2 separate regions of the Homo sapiens genome follow, and region 1 is linked to region 2. Evidence: chromatin contacts called from ENCODE Hi-C or POLR2A ChIA-PET data. All regions are on one chromosome and are shown on one strand. The core of a region is the stretch at or near the end of the contact, and the rest is flanking DNA. Distances in the headings are between cores, read along the strand shown. Region 1 overlaps ATF7IP (activating transcription factor 7 interacting protein). Region 2 has its middle 110 kb from the start of ATF7IP.

Evidence for each region. A loop is a pair of places that touch in the nucleus more often than their neighbours do. ChIA-PET counts read pairs that join two places held with the same protein, here RNA polymerase II (POLR2A). Pooled maps may share reads with other maps.
Region 1: a pooled map shows a loop between it and region 2 (2.9-fold over the local background). The contact joins two enhancer-like sites. A Hi-C loop is called at or near these places in 12 of 168 maps with a recorded cell type or tissue (CD4-positive, alpha-beta memory T cell, Caco-2, HepG2 and 7 more), 26 of 37 single-sample maps with no recorded cell type and 18 of 50 pooled maps. POLR2A ChIA-PET finds 5 or more read pairs at or near these places in 17 of 52 experiments (B cell, CD4-positive, alpha-beta memory T cell, H1 and 11 more).

Annotation. Positions count from the first base shown.
Region 1 is chr12:14,440,399-14,444,515 of GRCh38, reverse strand. All of the region lies in intron 5 of ATF7IP (activating transcription factor 7 interacting protein), which reads right to left. Among named protein-coding and RNA genes, the nearest start is that of ATF7IP, 77 kb to the right of the region's middle. Within about 2 kb of position 2,140, at least 2 of the 41 ENCODE cell types and tissues checked have a DNase peak (open chromatin) inside an H3K27ac peak, as active enhancers do.
Region 2 is chr12:14,256,466-14,260,879 of GRCh38, reverse strand. No RefSeq gene overlaps it. Among named protein-coding and RNA genes, the nearest start is that of ATF7IP, 110 kb to the left of the region's middle. RefSeq lists a cis regulatory region at 2,481-3,410. Within about 2 kb of position 3,024, at least 40 of the 41 ENCODE cell types and tissues checked have a DNase peak (open chromatin) inside an H3K27ac peak, as active enhancers do.

The DNA of each region.
Region 1 (4,117 bases), core at 891-3,390, 180 kb before region 2:
AGTCATTTTTGTAACTCCAGAAAAGTGATATTCTATTACATTGGGTTTTATTTGGGAAACTAGACAAACCAAGAATTTCACTGCATATGTACCCAGGAAACCTCTTAGGAAATAACTCTGTCTACAAAAAAAAAGAGGTTTCCTTAACATCAAGGTTGGCCTATAACAAATATTACTGCTCATAAAAGCAAGTAAATAAACAGACCCACAGTTTCTATTATTTAAAACTGTCTCTGTATTAGGCTGTCATAAATTTACTTCATTGATAGGGAACAGGAGCCGAGGCTGAAAGGAAAAAGTAAAATAGACATTTTTAGTTAAATCTACTTAAAATGGCATTTTCTAAGTCATAACCAACGGAATGTTATATTCCAGAGTGTGTTGACAGCTTTTCCATTTCTGTAAGAAATCTAGTTGAAATTCCGAGTATTATGAATTTGAACTATACTGTGATTTGAGAGGAATCAAGTCTTCCTATTTAAGAGCATAGTACTAATCACTGTTGACTCCTGTTTTCTGGTTCTGTCCTTTTTCTTCATAATGGTCTTAAAATTTTATTTTTTGGTTTATTCTTAAGTGCTTACTCATTTTTAAATAACTACCATATGTGAAATCTTTTTCTCATTATATTTTCTAATTGGTTATTGTTGATATAAGGAAAACTATTAGAATATATTGTCCTTATATGAGGTAGTTGCTATATTTCCTTCTTCATTCAACAGTTTGCCAACTTAATTCTATTGGGTTCCCACTTACCAATTGTTACTCATTTCTTTTTCCTGTCTCACTGTATTGCCCAAGACTGACACCAAAGCTCTAAATAGCAACATCTATTAATAGGCATTTTCTCATTCTCAACTTTGGTAGAAATATTTCCAATAATCCATTATTAAATATGATATTTACAACAGGTTTCTGAAAACCCTTTAAGAGATTCAAGGTATTTACCTCCTGTTTTTTCCATGAATGACCAGTGAATTTTAACAAATCCTGATTTGGCATGTACTGAGATGATCACACTATTTTTCACCTTTCCTACATTAGCAGAGTAACGTATAATTGTTAATACTGAACCAAGTTTGCATTCTTAAGAGAAATCTATGCTGGGGAATAAAACTAAACTATGTTTTTTTCTCTTCTTGTGCTAGAGGTTTCACAGATGGGCTTACTTCATCTAATGGAAGTCTCATCTTTCTCCATACCCTGGAACAGTTTACATCAGACAAGAATTACCTGTTCCTCAATGATTTGTCAGAATTATCTGGCAAAGCTTTCTGGGTTCCATGACTTCTTCAGAAATAGATCTTTGACTATAGTTTTGATACAGTTCCTCAAAACCTAGCTTTCCTGCTTCCTTTTTTGAGACAGAGTCTTGCTCTGTTGCCCAGGCTGGAATGCAAGGGCACAATCTTGGCTAACTGCAACCTCCGCCTCCTGGGTTCAAGCGATTCTCCTGCCTCAGCCTCACTAGTAGCTGGGATTACAGGGATGTGCCATCAAGCCCAGCTAATTTTTGTATTTTTAGTAGAGACGAGGTTTCACTATGTTGGCCAGGCTGGTCTCGAACTCCTGACCTCAAGTGATCCACCTGTCTCAGCCTCCCAAAGTGCTCGGATTACAAGCATGAGCCATCACACCTGGCCTCCTGCTTCCTTTTTGTATACAACAGATTTCATTGGTACAAGGTTGTTAACATAAAAACGTTCTTAAAGAATCCCTTCTGGATCTTGTCTCCTTTTCTAATCCTTGTGCAGTTTATTTGTATTTATTTTATTTCTAGGTCAAAGATTTATCAGACCAATAGAACAATTTGTCTCAGATGTATTCAACTGAACAAATTGTCCCTGGATAATTATACTAAAACATATTAAGCCAAAAGTCAAAATATCATATTAGCTAACAGGAAATTGTTCTGAAATACGCAGTAAGAACGAATTCAAAGTTTTATTTCCAAACCAACTGCACCACATAAATTTAGCCAAAATGAGCACAACTGATCTCAACAAACTCCTCTCATGATCTTGCACTATGCTTTATATTTGTTGTAACAGGACTCGATTGGCTAAGTGTTACTATACCCAGAGTGAAGGGCAGAATCAGGCTGAACTATGTACACATTGCAAAACAGGCAGCAAAATGTGGGTAGAACGGTTGCCAACAATTGCCACATGGGTAGTATCTACACCAAAAAAACATATTTCCCTCTCTAGAGCACAATCATAATGATATTTGATTTTGTATGCTACTGAAAATAAGTAGATATTAATTGAAACCTAACTGTTATAAAGTTAAGATGTTAAGTGTAATCCCCAGGGTAACCACTAAGGAAAAAACTAAAAATATATATAGGAAGAGAAACAAGAAGGAATCAAAATGATATACCAGGAAAAAATCAATTGCAAAACAAGGCAGTAATGGAGAAAGTAGAAACAAAAAAGGTATCAGATATAGAAGAAAAGTAAAATTGCAGAAGTTTTTCCTTATTAGTAACTACTTTAAATGTAAATAAACTCCTTGATTAAAAGGTAGAGATTGGTGGAACTGATAATAAATCATGACCAAACTATATACCATCTGTAAGACTTCATCAAAATTTAAAAGTTTTGTGCATCAAAAGGCATTATCAAGAAGTTGTAGACAAATTACAGAACGGGAGAAAATATTTGCAATCATGTATCTAATAAGAGTTTGGTATCCTGGGCCGGGTGCGGTGAGTTTGGTATCCTGGGCAGGGCGCGGTGGCTCACGCCTGTAATCCCAGCACTTTGGGAGGCCGAGGTGGGCAGATCATGAGGTCAGGAAATGGAGACCATCCTGGCTAACATGGTGAAACCCCATCTCTACTAAAAATACAAAAAATTGGCCGGGCGTGGTGGCAGACGCCTGTAGTCCCAGCTGCTCGGGAGGCTGAGGCAGGAGAATGGCGTGAACCCGGGAGGCAGAGCTTGCAGTGAGCCAAGATCACACCATTGCACTCCAGCCTGGGAATTGGCAGGAGACTCCGTCTCAAAAAAAAAAAAAAAAAAAAGACTTTGGTATCCAGAATATATAAATAATTCTTACAACTCAACAACAAAAAAGCAAAAAATCCAAATTAAAAATGGGCAAAGGACTTTAATAGACATTTCTATAAACAAGCACATATGATTGATCAACAAGTACATGAAAAGTTGATCAACATCATTTATCATTAGGGAAATGCAAATCAAAACCCTAATGAGATACCACTTCATACCATTCAGATGCTATAATAATAAAAAAAGAAAGTAAAAATAACAAGTATTGGTGAGGATGTGGAGAAATGGAACCCTCATACATTGCTGGTGGGAACAGAAAATGGTATAGCCACTGTGGACAACAGCTGGGTGATTCTTCAGTAAGTTAAACAAAGAATTACCATATGGCCCACAATTCCACACCTAGGTATATTCCTAAAAGATTTGAAAACAAGTATTCAAACAAACACTTGTATACAAGTTCAAAGCAGCATCATTCACAATAGCTGAAAGTAGGAACAACCCAAATGCCATTCAATGGATGAACGTATAAGCAAAATGTGGCATATACCGCCATATAATGGAATATTATTTAGCCCTAAGAAGGAATGAAGTACTGATACATGCTACAAACACAGATTAAGCTGGAAAACACGCTAAGTGAAAGAGGCATGTGAAATATGCAAAACAGGTAAATCGATAGAGACAGCAGATTAGTGGTTGCCAAGGGCTAGTGTAAGAGGAAAAGAAGAGCAAATGCTTAATGGGCAAAACGTTTCTTTTTGAGTTGACAAAAATGTTTTGAAACTAGATAGAGATTGTGGTTGTATAAAATTGTGAATGTACTAAATAACAATGAATTGTACACTTTAAAACAGTTTGGTATCTGAATTTTATTTCCATAAAAAAACAAAATACTGGAACAAGACACAAAGAGATGGAATTAAATTGGGCACATGATCATGGGTGAGTGAACAGGGGAAACAATACGAAGTCAAAAGCCTGGTATCAAAATACAATAAACATTAATAGTACCCTGTAGGACAGTGAAGCAACTGGTGGATATTAGAAAAAGTGGATTGAAAATTAAGAGATTAAAATTTAAAAATTTTAAAAATGAA
Region 2 (4,414 bases), core at 1,775-4,274:
CCTGGAGGAGTACAGTCACCAGCTGGTTCACTGTCTTCCTTGCAGCCCACTTAGCAGTAGTTTCGGAACTCGCTGGAGGAGGCTTGCGGGGGTGGGGCTGGAATGCCTCCTGCATTCCTCCTCGCCTCTTCCTCCTGGCTGCATTTGCGGGTGCGGGGGAGGGGCGAGCGCAGGGAGCAGAGCGCAGCGGCTGAGTCCAGCCAGCGCTGGTGGCTCCCAAGGCCCCGAGCACGTGGACACCAACCCTCCTCACATTATCTGGTAGGTTTATCACAAAGTCGGCAAAGGCAGGGCCTCCTTCACAAAGCCTTCTAAAAGACGCCCTGGTTCTCAAATTACAGTTTTGCAGAGGTCAAGTTCATTCATGCTTACTAATCTCTCATCTATAAAATGGGGATAAAAGAAAAATTACAGCAAATATTATTCACAAAAAGGAACCTTGCCTAACAATGCAGCGTTCATTTCCTGTGAAGAGTGGAGAGGAACTAAGTAATTGCACTTTGTTGATTTTATTTCAGCCAGATAACAAAGAAAGATCCTATACAACAAATGTTTCCCCTTTGTTCCCCGCCTTGTAAAGAGTCATTTCTCTATGGAGAAAGACTCCCCTTTGTGCATTCCCTAACCCGACAGGCCACGGGGATTATGAAGAGCGAGCTCTCTGGAGCTGTTTTCCTGGTTAGAGACATTGTTCTGGAAAGCAGACTGGGTTGCCATGGTGACGGCTCCCGGGGCCTCGCCCTGCCCCTCTCCACCCCGCCTGCTTGTGCTGCCTCCTGGTACCCCGCCAGGCCCGATTTCAAGTGTTCCTCCCCGCACAGCACGGAAATGGCAGGGAAATTCTAAACTCTTTTTCCCAGAGTGCCTCTGGGGGCGAAAGGCAGAAAAAAAAAAATCCCTTGTCAGACCGTTCTGAATTGTCCTTGAAAAAAACAGGCATTAGATTGAAAGCTTGTTGAAGGCAGGAACCAACCATGTTCTCATCACTGAACCAATTCTTCCCCTCTCGCTATGACCATCTTCCCCCAGCCGGAAGTAGGCTGACACGTAGTAGGATCTGAAAAAGGGTTTATAATCCGTTGCCAGTGAGGTGGCGGGTATAGTATCAGCTTAAATGTATGGATTTTGGAGCCAGAATCTTTACCTGCCACATTATAGATGTGTAACGTTGGTAAAGTACCGAATCATTCCAAACTTCATTTTCCTCATCTCTAAAATGGGGACAATAATTCCTAACTTGGAAATGTACGGTGTGTATGTTATAATTTAAGATAGGAAACACTTGGTACTGCCTGGTTTATAGTGAGTTCTCAGTATTATGGTTATTACTGTTTTTTAAAATTTATTTATTTATTTATTTTTTGAGACAGAGTTTCACTCTGTCGCCCAGGATGGAGTGCAGTGGTGGCATCTCGGCTCACTGCAACCTCTGCCTCCCTGGTTCAAGCAATTCCCCTGCCTCAGCCTCCCGAGTAGCTGCGATTACAGGCGCACACCACGACGCCCAGCTAGTTTTTGTGTGTTTTTTTTTAGTAGAGACGGGGTTTCACCATTTTGGCCAGACTGGTCTCAAACTCCTGACCTCAGGCAGTCTGCCCCCCTCGGCCTCCCAAAGTGCTGGGATTACAGGCGTGAGCCACCACACCCAGCGGTTATTACTGTTATCCTCTCCAGCCTACTGCATCTTCATGTGGGGCAATTCATTGTTCCCTACCAAAAAAGAAACAAATCCTAAAGAAAGAAAAGACCTATCAGAATCCCCAGCAGTCCAGATCTAATAGTTAATGAAATGGACGTAGAAGAGCTTCATGAGTTACTTATTTGTGTAATAAACATTAAATAGAAAATGTCAGCAACATGTTTCGTGTGTTTGATTTTCGCACATTAATAATGTAGAGTGGATTGTGTTCCAATTTTCCATCTATGTATCCATGGTAAAAGGAATAAAATAGCATTTTCACATCTTTCAGCTGATCTTCTTCCTTTTCCCTTCCCCAGTCTCTTAGGAATATTTCTGAAACCTACAGCCCTGCTTATAATTGAGCCTGTGCATGGGAGAGTCGTAAGCTCCATGCCCTGCCCCCCAGCTCGCACCAGGGCTGACTTCAGTCAGAGAAGCCCTGGGTCTGGAGGCATTTAGTGCCTCTGGAAGATTCTAAACATCTTTGGACACTTAGGGGAGAGGGAATTTACACACACACACAGTGTCCCACCAGGCCGACCTGGACTTTGTGTACAACTCCTAGGAATTTTTGGTGGGGAAGGGCTGTACTGGTTCGGGAAGGTTCTGAGCCAAACTTGGCCACAGGCAGTGCACAGCCTCCACAGCTGCAGACCACAGTTCAGTCTACTAGACAGTGTTAGAGGAGCCATTTCAGGGTGGGACTGATCAGATCTTAGGAGGTTCTGGCACTTGGGGGAGGGGAGCGGAGGACAGGATTATCATTCCATTGTTACCTAATACTGCTGTGTCTCTTAGTTGAGAAAGGCATGTACGGCTTGTATGTATTTCTGGACGCAGATGAAAAGAGAATGTTGACAGTATTGGGTATGGGTACTGCCATTTCATGCATAGGGCTGAAGGAGGTCCGATAATGACTTGTACAAGTGCCACTTGTATGTGGGGCGCTCCCACAACGCCTATGTTCAGTGTATTTTGAGGTTGTGCAATACAGCAAAGCTGTTGGAAAGGTGGTGTGAACTGCAGGGTGTGAAGTGCTGTTCCCTCTCCTTCAGACCCTCTCGCACATTCCCCCCCCCACCACCAGGCACACACATGAAACTACAGGAGACACATAATCCTCCCCTCCCCCAACATTGCAGACAGCTTTCTCTGAAAACTGATACCCTGAGGCCCTTTTTCCCTTACCAGCCACAATTAGGAGCAGCAAGACAGAAAATGCGGACTGGATTATGGCACAGAGACAGTGCTGTGTGATTTCTCTTTCTGGAAGAGGCCACTGTCCACGCTCCAGGCCTTATATTTCATCTGACTTTGCCACTACTGGCAGCAGCTTTAGGCTCCAGCGAGTCCAGGCCAAATCCAGTTCTTTCTGCGAAGTCCATGCTGGATTTTCTCTTTCACCCTAGTGAAGTCTCTGCCGAGGCTGTTGTTCTCAATCCAGCTCAGAAACTGGCTCAAACCGCCCTGAACTGGATTTGGTGGCTGTTGAGACACAGTTTCTGCCTCTTTGTTAGGGCGGATCCGGCCTCATTCGCGCTTCAGTTTCCCTCCCTCCTGTTTTCCCAGAGTCATCTACAGCCATTCCCCTCCCCCGGCCTCTCCAGTTTGGCATTTTTTTTTTACCCTTCCCTGGGCCAAGACCCCATAAAGCAGATTAAATTCTTTAATAAAAAAGTGGATTTAGATTGTAAACCTTCTGCTTTTATTACATTAAGTTCTGCTTTCCTCAAAGTTGTTATCTAACCAGTTGACATGGTGCCCTTAAAATCTTGGCTCGCATCCTAACCTAGAAATAACTTTAATTTTCACTCTGGATGGGAATAACTTTAAATTTCCCATCAAAGACTGAAGGGCTTTGGTGCAGTACATTGTTCATTTCCGTTTTGTAACCATATTTAAATTAAAACAATTTATTCATTTCTTTGCTGATAAATGACATAGTATGTGTAGAATTTTTAAAACAGTCACCTATACTGGCTTGTCTATTGCAACTGTGCAATTCCTAGAGGAAGAACTAAAGAACTGGGATGTTTTTGGTTTTCGAACCTGTAATTGTAACCCTGAATCCGATTCTATGAATTGTACAGTGACGAAGGCTGTTGGGGGAACACGTGGGGACCATTCCTGACAGAATACCGGTGGACACAAAACTGGGAATGTGACGAAATAAGGAGGATAGGACACGCCTGGGTTTTTGCAAGTTCCCTTTATAGAAAATTTAAACATTTCTTATGTTTTGGAACTAGATAGAGGTGACGGTTCCATAACACTGTGAATGAGGTAGATGCCACTTAATTGCACACTTTAGAAGGGCTAGTTTTATGTTATGTGGATTTTGCTTCAATAAAAAAGGGGCTTTGTTTTAAGAATTTCTCATTTTCTTTTTGTGTTTTTTGAAAATTCAGAGAAGAGACAGATAATAACCCTAATCTGGGTGTGGCTTCGTTGCGTGCTTCACGACTCTCTGGTCTCCCTCTGCTGGCCAAACTGCGCAACATGTCACCATGTCCCAAGGCCTCTTGAGAATGTCTCAATTTTATGTCGAAGCACAAATGCAAGGCTACGTTACTAAGAATCACTCTCCAAACCTGGTTTCATGTGCATTTTACGTGTGCAATATACTGAAAGAAGAATCAGATGTTTTGTTTCTATGATGTTACATAGGATTAATTATATATTAACGATTTAAAATTTGCCCCTAAGTCTCAAAACAGAGACAAAACCGTTGTC